Regions from separate parts of the Mus musculus genome. Here region 2 is linked to region 1. Evidence: chromatin loops called from intact Hi-C (ENCODE). Cell type or tissue: heart. All regions are shown on one strand. Links, peaks and the distances in the headings refer to the core of each region. The heading gives the core; the rest is flanking DNA.

What was found. Hi-C counts contacts between places; a loop is a spot of excess contacts. Peaks named below come from ENCODE experiments on the same cell type or tissue, not always from the same donor. Only the 100,000 strongest peaks of a DNase experiment are listed, where the experiment ranks them.
Region 2: a loop joins it to region 1, with 8 times the contacts of the local background. A loop is called at or near these places in 5 of 42 quality-filtered maps.

The regions. Positions count from the first base shown.
Region 1 is chr11:31,715,237-31,720,702 of GRCm38, reverse strand. Gm39673 (a long non-coding RNA gene) reads left to right here and starts at 5,276. Exons shown (of 4, transcript XR_872338.2): 1 at 5,276-5,466. In heart, for the core only: no CTCF peak of the experiment used is centred there; a DNase peak (open chromatin) is centred at 2,312; H3K4me3 peaks cover 450 bases; H3K27ac peaks cover 1,277 bases.
Region 2 is chr11:31,794,426-31,799,891 of GRCm38, reverse strand. No RefSeq gene overlaps it. Among named protein-coding and RNA genes, the nearest start is that of D630024D03Rik, 27 kb to the left of the region's middle. In heart, for the core only: a CTCF peak has its summit at 3,400; a DNase peak (open chromatin) is centred at 3,451; H3K27ac peaks cover 1,398 bases.

The DNA of each region.
Region 1 (5,466 bases), core at 145-5,144:
GATGTAATAAATCTGCCCAGTGTGTAATAGATCTGCCTTGCAAGTGTGAATGTTGAATCTCCAGAATCTATATTAAAAAGGCCAAGCATGGTGATGTTAGGTTCCAGAAACAGATAATCTAGGGTTTTCTGCGCAGCCTAGTTGAAAGAGCAAGCTAAAGACTAGTGAGAAAGCGTGTCTCAAAACAAAACAAAACAAAACAAAACAAAACAAAACAAAACAAAACAAAACAAACAACAACAACAAAATGAAGATGGGAGCCGGCAAGGTGGCCCTAGCTAAAGGTCCTTGCTGTTCAAGCCTGACATTCTGGGTGGAAATGTGGAAGAGAGAGCCAACTCCACAAAACTGCCCTCATATCTCCACGTGCACGTATCCATGTATTAATAATAAATTTAAAGTTTTTAACCAGGTAATAGTGGCACACACATTTAATTCCAGCACTTAAGAGGCAGAAGTAGTAGTTGGATCTCTGAGTTCGAGGCCAGCCTGATCTATAGAGTGAGTTCCCGGAACAGCCAGGGCTACACAGAGAAACCATGTCTCGAAAAAATAAAACAAATTGTAAAGGTGAATGCTATTTGAGGAATGACATTCAGAGCTGACCTTTTGTGCAAATGTACTCCTCTTGTGCACCTCCACACGCATGTGTGTGCATACGCATACACACACCAGATATATGGCTTTACTTAGAAACCTAGGTAAATAAACCCAGAGTCATTCTGACATAGTAACAGTCAACTGAGGCTAAGTAGCTTGCCAATCCCTGGACAGCATGAGCACTCCGTTCCCATGGCGTCCACCACCCTCTAGCATTCCCTACCCCATCCAATTCATGTTTCTGCTGTCATCCTGATCCCTACAGGAAGCTCATTAGCCTTTCCCTTCAACCAGGCTTCCTTGAGAGCAGGGTGGGTCTCCCTGGGTACGCTTGACACACAGTGGATGAACAGGAGCCTTGAGTGTGTGAGCTGTAGCTGCTGTGGCAGGAACCAAGGATTCTAAAGAGATGCTCAGATATCAGGCTAGTGAAACCATGGTCCCCAAGAATTGGTGCCCTAGGAGTCTCAGTCTGGATGAAGAGGGAAGAGGCTGAAGATCAGTGCTGGCCAGAGGGGGAACTGGTCTCCAGGGAGAGATTTCACTCAGTTCTGACATGTGACAGAGCATTTTACACAACCAGAGATGAGACAGTGATGGGCCATGATTGGTGGAACCCCACTTGTCCAGGACTTCATACCTCTCAGCCTCTGTTTAATCCTAAGCTTCTTGTCAGGACCCCACAGATGGACTTGATAGGGGCCAGTCACTGTCCCTCTTCTAGTGTGGCCACATTGAATACGTTGTTTCCTGCTTTTTTACTATTGCATGTCTGTTTGACTTTGGACCTATTGAGAACCAGCGGCTGAGCTAGCATATTAGGGCTGCCAGGGCCCAGGCTCAGACTCTGACAACTCTGGTAACAACCAGACTTCTGGGCTGGAAGGAGTTATCCAGACAAACGCCGGGCAGAAGAATCCCAAAAAACTATGGAAACCACTTGACTGCTCACAAAAAAGCCCCACATAGAAGGCAGCTGACATTGAGGGGACACTACAGGTGATAGATTGGCAACCCTCACTGTCAGAAGAATTTAAAGGTGAAACTTGGGACCCTTGCCTGCCCAAGGTTCACCTGCATTGTGGAAAAGCCATTGAGCAAATGTAACAGAACCTAACCAGCCCAGTTCATCTGAGGCCATGGAGTTTAGGTTCCTATTTCAGGTGCTGATTTCCTGAGCTGCAGCATGGACAGCCTGCCCTGGCCTTATCTCATGCTGTGGAAAACAAGGCAGTGACTGTTTCCTGTGATTTTCTGCACAGGATCCAGTCCCATCCATCCTCCAGGTGATGCCTCGGGGTATCACCCTGCCTTTCCTGTCTCTGGCTGGAGTGTAATGATGGTGGATTGCTTTCTGACACAAGGACAGGCCTTTTCTGTCACAGATAGGGGAAGAGTGGAAGAAAGGCCTTCTAAAAGGCCTACACATCTTCTGATCAAGTGGGGCAGGGGCGGATGGGTATGGAGAACAAAGGGAATGGGAGAAGAGGCCTGGCAGCCTTGGGAACCAGGCCAAGAAAGAGCAATGGGCCGGAGCCTGGCATTTGTCTAGTGACCTCTTATAGTATTGCTGAGTCATGGGACATTTTGTAATACAGACCTGGGAGGGACCCATTCTCAGAAACCCTCCATCTCTCTCTGTCCAAGCTCTGGGCATTTGCTTTCCAATGACATTTGACTGATGTCATCATTTCTATTTAGTAAACAGGCCACTTCCAGGCCAAGATGATGGTGACCTCTGACAGCACACACTGCCTTGGTGGACTCTTTCATGGGGTGAGGCATCTCGTTTCCCACTGCTATCCCTTTGATTAGTGCTGACAGTAAGAGATGAGGCAGGGCAGACAAGCTGGACAGAAAGCAGGAAGTGAAGAAGAAATAAGGGGGAAACGGGGTCTAGGGAGGACTCAGAAGTGCTCAGAACAGAATAGCAGAGCTGCCCAGGGAGCTACAGGAGGCAGCCCCAGCTATTAATAGACCTGTGCACTGGAGATGTGCTGCCAGCATTTCTGATACCCACTCAGGATCTCCAGTGAGAAGCTACCTGGAGGCTCTGACTTTTGAATGCCACTTGCTGTGTATGTATTTGAAGGGTGGGGGCAGTGCCAGGGCTCAAGTCTGTGCCACAATGCAAACCAGTCCTGGGTGGTTCTTCTCCCTGATTTGTTAGAGCCAGAGCCCAGATCCTAACATGCTAGACCCAGCCATCCGTCCTCAAGAGGCCAATTAAACATGTCATCTTGAAAGGCAGAGAAAAGAGATTTAGCCAGTGTTGGAGGAGAAACAAAGAGTCCCATGGACCCCTCCATCCCCGAGTCTATCACTGGGATCCTGATGTGAGGTTGTGATTGTTATGGAGGCAAGAGGAATCCATACTTTAGTAGTCCTGGTCAAGTGAGAGTCTGCCAATCATGGTCTGTCTTCTCTGGTCTTTCAAAGCAGTCTGACAAATATTCAGAACTGTGTGAACTCTCTTTCTGAGATCCAAATTCTCCCACTGGTGTGCATCATGCTTCCTTCTTCCAGACTGAGACTTCTGGGGAAATTCTAATTTCCCGGGGACCACTGTTGCAATGGTCTTGTATGCAAAGGGGGAGTTACCTTATAATAATCACTAACATTCATTCCTGCCAGACCGGAGACACTGCTGGGCTCATCTCTAAAATTAGGCTGTCCTGTGACCTGGCACAGTTGTTTCAAGCTAAAAGACTAAGATTAAAAATCTTCATTACCTTAATGCATTAATTTATGCATTAATTAATTCATTACCTTAATGCAGCTTAAATAAACACCAAACCCCAATGGCTCCTGGAGAGCAATTTTAAAGTTACTTGTAGGTTCGTGTTCCTGCCACAAAGTGGGAAATAGAGAAAAAATATTAAAAAGTCACTCAGCACTTCCCAAGCCTCAGAGCAGAGTTTAAGTGCCTCCTGTCCCCACGGTGTAACCAGCTATTAGGGTTTTGGCAACCCCCAATGAGAACATCAGCCACTACCAGTATGCTGAGGAACACTGAGAAGCAGAAAAAGGAGATGTATTCAATGTGGCCACTTCCGGGAGAAGAGAGAAAAAAGAGGCTACTATCCTTGGAAGGTCCCCAAGTAGACACCAGCAGACTTGCAGGCCACGAGGCATAGCCCCATCCTTTCCAACTAGTAGCTCCTAAAAACAGAAGCCGAAGTTCAGGACGCTTGTCTGCTGGACCCTAAGATTCTATTGTCTGTTACCTCTACAGAAACAGAGCAGGAGACAGAGGTAAGAAATTCTTCTATACAAGGCGATGTCAGAGAACAGGACCCAGCAAGAGGTTCCAGCAGAATCAAGATTAACATGTAAGAGAATCTAACTGCAGAATTTGTCCCAGCCTTGAGAATGCCTTATGCTGTGTTAATAGATAATCATTATCCATGTGTCCCCAGTTTGAGTCTTTGTTCTGGGACACAAGAACCAGGAGATGTCACTCAGCAAGTGCCTTTCGAACCCCAGTATGTACCTAGAACCCAGGCTTGGGGGAAATGGGGTGGAGATGTCTGTCTCTGTCATGTTAGTTCACGGACCTGCCTCTAAGACACTGGTCACTGTCAGAGGCCAAACTCTACATCCTGAGGAAACCAGGCCAAGCTCCCCCCCCCCCCCGCAGCTCTCTCATGCCATGCTATAGCTCCACAGCCCCTGATTTACCCAGTACCTGGCTCCTCTGTGCTGCTTGTCACTCAGGCTGTCCCAGACTAAATCACGTGGTGTGGAATGTCCTGCCACCTCATGAGAGGTTAGGAGCTGGCTATTATAACTCAAAACTTAACTAGCACCACAATAAACTGCCTGGTTTATTGAGCCACCTCAAACTGCACTGTTCTCTTCATTTTCTAAATCTATACCTGAAGTCCAGAGCTCTTCTACAGAATCTTGTGTGACGTTGTTTCCTGCCAAGGTCCCAGCAGGTATTCCCAATACAACAGCATTCTTTCCATGGCCTGGACTTCCCTACTGTTGGTTGTTCACAATTCACATAGACACAGAGCCCTTGACTGGGCAGCAGTTAAGTCCCCTATTCACCTATGACTGTGACATTCTATGTTCAATCTCTCTCTCTCTCTCTCTCTCTCTCTCTCTCTCTCTCTCTCTCTCTCTCTTCAAAGTCCATCCATCTCAATGAACAGCTATAGTTAGAGCAGCCATTCTAGAGCATCACATGGAGTTTTACACTTTCATTATCAGTTATATTTTTATGCACTGGTCCATCACATTGAAAAATCAATGACATAGTTAAAACCAGAAAAACAATAGGTGTATAGCCTCTTTCATAACGCATGTGTCTGTTACCTAGAGGAACGAATCTGTGGGTGTCTTTATAGGCATATGTTGTATCTTGTATCTTAAGTTTGTTTAACTGGGTTTTCCTAAGTATGTTCACTCGACACTCGGCCGACTCCATGGGTACGGAGCTCAAGAAGTTGATGCTCACTCTGGAATTCCGTGAAACAGGTTGTGTGCAAGTATCTGACATGCTTTGGTTTTTGTTGTTGTTGTCATTGTTTTGTTTGTTTGTTTGTTTTTGTACGAATGTTTCGTCCTCATGTATGTCTGGGTACCATATACACAGAGTGCTCATAGAGGTCAGATGAAGCCATTGGATCCTCTGGAATTGGAGTCACAGACAGAGGTGAGCCCCCGTGTGGTTGCTGTTCTCTTAACCACAGAGCCATCCTCCAGCCCCCTGAGGTGTTTTAAATTCATCAGTGATGATTTATATAGACAATTAGTCTGCTGTCCTGGGCATCCATGAAGCCAGGCACGTGCTTTTTGCCTAATATACCATACCCTGTTGTAAGCACTCATGTGACCTTTCACCCCCTAAATGGACAC
Region 2 (5,466 bases), core at 376-5,375, 79 kb before region 1:
GTGTGTATGATATCATGTATGCACATGTAAAGGCCACACAAAGACACTGGTTGTCCTGCCCCATCACTCCCTACCTTCTCCCCTTGAGACACTCCTTTCACTGATCCTGGAGCTCACCACTTGTCCATGGGGCTGCTGGGCAGCCATTTCTAGGCATTTCCTGTGTCTGCTCACTGTTTCCCCTCCTTGGTCACAGGTGGACACATAGTCAAGCCCAGCATGTTGTGCAGGTATTAGTGTTTCTAAGTCAGGTCCTTAAGCCCTCTTAGATGCTGTGCCATCTCTCTGTCCTAATCTCTATACTGTATAAGTTTGGGCTATTCTAGCATAGAGGTAGACTGAGTTAAAGCCACATCTCAGATGATTTGGGGATCAGTTGGCACACAAAATGATGAATATGGTAGTAATGGGTATTCAAAGCTAGAAATGGCCATGTAAGAATACCTCCTCTCCTATAAAGAAAGGTAGAACAATTTAAGAGTAAGCATTAGGCTTCCTGGATTTCATCTCATGAGAGATTTGGGACAAGACTGAAGACACCCTTTGGTTAATAATTACTCTGGGACAGTGGTGAAGGTAGATTTGTAGAGAGGAGGCTAGAAGCAAGAACATTGGGAAGCTGATCAACATGATCCTGAGACAGACAGTGTCATAGTGAGCTTCAGGTGTCCTACTTTTCTAGTGCTATGAAAAGACTCCATGACTAAGGCAACTTATAGAAGAAAGAGTTCATAGGGGACTTGTGGTCTGAGAAAATTAGAGTCCATGACCAACATGGCAGGAACCATGGTGGCAATCTGATATGGTGCTGAAAGAGTAGCTATAGCTCACGTCTTGGTAAACAAAAGACAGAGAGAGAAAACTAACTAGAACTTGTGGGGGCTACGAAATCTCAAAGCCCACTCCAGTGACACATCTCCTCCAATAAGGCCACACCTTCTAATTCTTCCCAAACAGTTCCACCAACTGGGAATTAAGAATTCTGCTCTATGGGCCTATTGAAGCCTTTCTCACTCAAACCATCAAAGTTAGCAACTTAACCCACTTGGGAAGACAGAACTTCAATTGAGAAATTGCCTTCATCAGATTGGCCTGTGGGCACAGCCCACTGTGGGCAGTGCCATCCCTAGGCAGGCAGTCTTTGACTGTGTAAGAAAAGTGGCTAAAATTGTACACGGGTGTAAGTCAATAAGGTTGCTCTGTAATCTCTGCTTCAATTTCTGCCTCTGGGTTTCTGCCTTGGGGTCCTGCCTTGGAGATAAACTGTAAACTAAAAGTCAAATAAGTCTCCTGCCTCTAAGTCAGTGTTTTTATCACAGCAACAGAAATCAAACTAGGGCATTCGGCAAGCTCTTTGTAGGGCCAGTGATGGAGATAGGAGGTGGGCAGCTTGGAGAGTTATCACTAATGATGAAAGAATGAGAAATCAGTGCAGAATGGCAGGAGGGGTCTGCTGGGATGTGGGCCCTGAAAACAGCTGCCAGAACTGGTACACCAGGCCCTCTGAAGCTGCTACTAGGTGACCTCAGGATGACTTCAAGGTTTTCTGGGTGCTAAGACATTCCAGCAGCCTGTCTGCAATTCCTGTTGATGATGCCCTCACCACAGACTCCTCACACTGAGTACTGGGTAGTCATCTGTACCTTGTGGCCCACTGGGGTTTGATGTGGTTTGTCCTCCGGGGTTTCATGTCTTGGGGATTTGGTTCATAAGCTGAGTGGTGGGACCCTGTGGGAGGTCTGTAGGGACAGAACATTCTAGAAGGGGTTGAAGTAGATCTTGTGTGAGCAGGTTGATTCACAAAAGAACCTGTAGGGCTTCGTGTCTTGCTCTTCCATATACGAATTCCTGCAGCTGTGACACCATGTGCCACAAGGCAAAGAAGGTAGCAGGGTGGGGGGTAGGGATAGGGGTGTGCTCACCAGAGCTGGTGATGTGCCATTGGGCTTTCAGCCTCTCAAACAACTCACAATATGGACATCCTCTTTTTATTTATAGTTTACCCAGGCTCAGGTATTGTATCATAGCAACAGAACACTGACGAATACCAGAGCCACTGAAAATGTATTAAAGACAAAAAGACACAGTCTCTGATCTATGGAGAGTTTGGGAGAGAGCAGTCAAAGCCACGTCAGCCTCGGGCTCTGACCACTGAGTATTTGTGACTTGTAGTGGCTAATGGAAGCCCTGCTTGGGTTTGGTATAAATTACTGTAAACAAAGCAGGGTTATGACTGTAACTCAGCAAGGAAAGGAAGTTGATTTGCTCCAGAAAGTCTTCCTTGACATAGATTGCGAATGTGTATTTATTTATGGGTGTTGTTTGTTTGTTTGTTTGTTTTGAGACAAGGTCTCACGAGACAGGCCAGCTTGCAGTAACTACCTGTATAAGTCTGATGACCCTGACCTTCCTGCCTCCGATTTCCAAGCACCGGGATCAGAGATGTGAGCCACTGTGCCTGGCATGCATTATTTTTGCGTATGTTGTTGATTAGGCTGATTTCAGTTAACCCAGTGTTCCACCTTTAGGGGAGCCAGGCACTACCCTGAGTGCTAGAGAACAAAACAGACCCAAATCCCTCCCCTTACACAATTCATATTTTGGTAGGCAGAGACATTCAAATTCAAAGAGGGACCGTGGCAGTACAGTCATAGCAGGTCAACTGTCCCATGTGGTTTTCTCATGTCAAGCAGGCTTTAAGGAACACTTTACAGCTAAGTGTGCAGCTCTAACCCACTAACAAGTTACACTTCTTATTCCTTTATGAGAAGTGACACCAGTGGCTTGGTCTACACCTGTGCCAGGCAGCCAGAAGCATGCAAACGTTGGAGCATCTTAAAGTTGAAGTGATAGACAAAAGGCCCAAGTGCCCTACTCCCTGGCTGAGATGGTTCATGCTGTCACACCCACTGCAAGACTGTTTGTCACAGGTACTATGAGCATCTCATGGCAAAGATTCCACTAAGTATAGGGTCTTAGTGGAGCAAAAGCACACTGGTTTCTTTGCTCCATGCTTGACATGCTGGAAGGGTTATGAGTAAAGTTACAGGACATTCAACTAGATTTTAATGCAGTATTTGTGACATACTTATAATAAAAACAAAGACAAAAACAAACAAACAAATTTGTCTGAAATTCTGAGCTGCCATGGTATTCTTTGTTTCATCTGGTAGCCCTAACTCTGCAAGCTTCGGAGGTAGATGATAAGCGTTCCCACACAGGATTGGGGGGCTCTACAAGTTCCCTTCCCCATCTTCCTGGTCCACAGGGCGGTGTGATTCTTGGATCTCACCTTCAGAGTGCAGAGCATATGTTCTCTGGGGAGAAAGCAGCCTGTGCAAATGGGCTGTCCGGTGGGGAGCTGGGCCAGGAGAGCTCTGCCGCTTCCTTGCCATTAGCGCCCAGCAGAGGAGCCTAGAAGTGCAGGAAGCCATCTGGAGCTGTGTGCTGAGTCACAGGCCCTGGAGGGAAATAAGAACATTGTGACTCTGGGGCAGCTGAGTGGCATTTCCCTGGAGATGACAGTGGGCACCAGAAATAGAAACCGCTCCTCTGCCATACACTGAGAGGTTGGAGTCTCTAATAATCCTCAATCTAGTGACCACAGGGCCTCACTTCAATGCTTAAAGGCTCGGACAGGATTGGTGACAAGGTGAAACCACCTCCTTTTATGCAAAGGAGAACTATTACTGTTTATTATTACTCGGCAGATCGCAACACCCTTAACTCTAGTTCCAGGGCATCTGACACCTCTGTTCTCTGCTCAAACCTCCACTCATGAGCATATCCCCCACAAAACCCCCCACATAATATAATTTAAAATAAAAATAAGACTTAAAACAAGTAAAGATAGCATAAGGGATTAAATCAGTCCTGCAGAAAAGCCTCTTGCTCCTGCAGATCTGGCACACACAATGAGTGGTGGGTCTCAGCAGCCTAGGGATTCCAGGACATCTCCCTGGTAGGCTGGTGTGGTCATTACATGGGACCATTCATCCTTTTTCTGGAGTCAGCATTAAACAAAGCTCCCAGGGAGGTCTGAAGCTGGTGCTGGGAGCAATCTAATTGTTGAGGCTACACTCATACACACACACACACACACACACACACACACACACACACACACACACACACACACACACACACACAAGGATGTTAACAAAACAGCCATTTTCCTATGCCACAAACACACTAAACCTGGCCCACTCTCTGCTTGAATGACAGAACAAAGTTAAGACCAGTGCTCCAAAACCATTATTTTATTGCTTTTCTGTGTTTTAATTATAATTTTTAATTTTTGAGATTATATCATTTCCCTCCTCCCCTCCTTCTAACCTCTCCTATGCACCCCCTGCATTTGAATTCATAGCCTTTTTTCTTTAATTGTTGCTAATTTTAAATACATGTATACATAATTATATATGTACACATAGATAATATTAGGAATTGCCAGATCTGTTGTTACTCCTGGGTAGATCCCTGGGGAGTGAATGGGGACTTACAAAGCAGAGTCTTGCTGGAATAGGCAGGTTACTTTACCATGACGTAAGCCATAATATAAACTGTTATGTTGTACTTTGCCTTCCAATACGGTAAACCAAAACCATGAATAACGTAAGTCTTCCTTCCCCCGCCCGAATGCTTCCTCCTCCAGATTGTCTGTTTGGGTATTCTCAGGAGAAAGGCAACTACCACGCCCCTACTCTACCCTCTGCTTTGATGGGATCGAACTTTTTAGTTTCACCACACAGCGTATATATGTAGTGAATTATCATACTATGTCCACAAAACATGTAATAAGTTTATGTCAATTTAAGTTGAACTTTAGATATCAACGTTAAAATTAAACTCACCAGACAGCAGTGCCCAACAAACAAAGAAACCAAAACAAACAGAATAAAAATAAAAAGCAGCTCCACTTCTAAGGGGCTTCAGATCAGTTCGGCTTCTCACTGCACAATCTCCTCCAAATTTTACTAGAACCCCATAAGCTCAGCCACGCAACCTAGGAGTGCTCAACTGCATAGCTAAAGAAACTGAGTTTGGCAAAAGTAGAGGTTTAAGCAAAAAGAAGGTCTAGACTAGATGTTCTACAGACCCAGCCTGAGCTCAGGGCTCAACAGAAGCCCTTAAAGCTGTGGGGTGACCTTCCCACTTGGGCAAGGACAGAGCTGGGCCTGTAGCTCCCAGCTGCAGCTAACTGAAGGAAGGATGGTGTGTGTGCCTGGCACAGAAGATGCACAGTTCCTATCTGCTCAAGGCATAGAGGCATTTGCCTTTGGGGAATGTGACTTGGAAGGTGGTTCAGCTGATCTGACAGCTTAGTAGCTGTGAGTTCTTTGTACGACAGAGTTAGAGTCTGTGCTCTATCATTACATATCATGTGTTGACTGAGTGTGGGCTTTGAGATCAGAATGGAAGCTCTGGGATCCACACTATTACTTATGGCTGAAGCCTACTGAATTA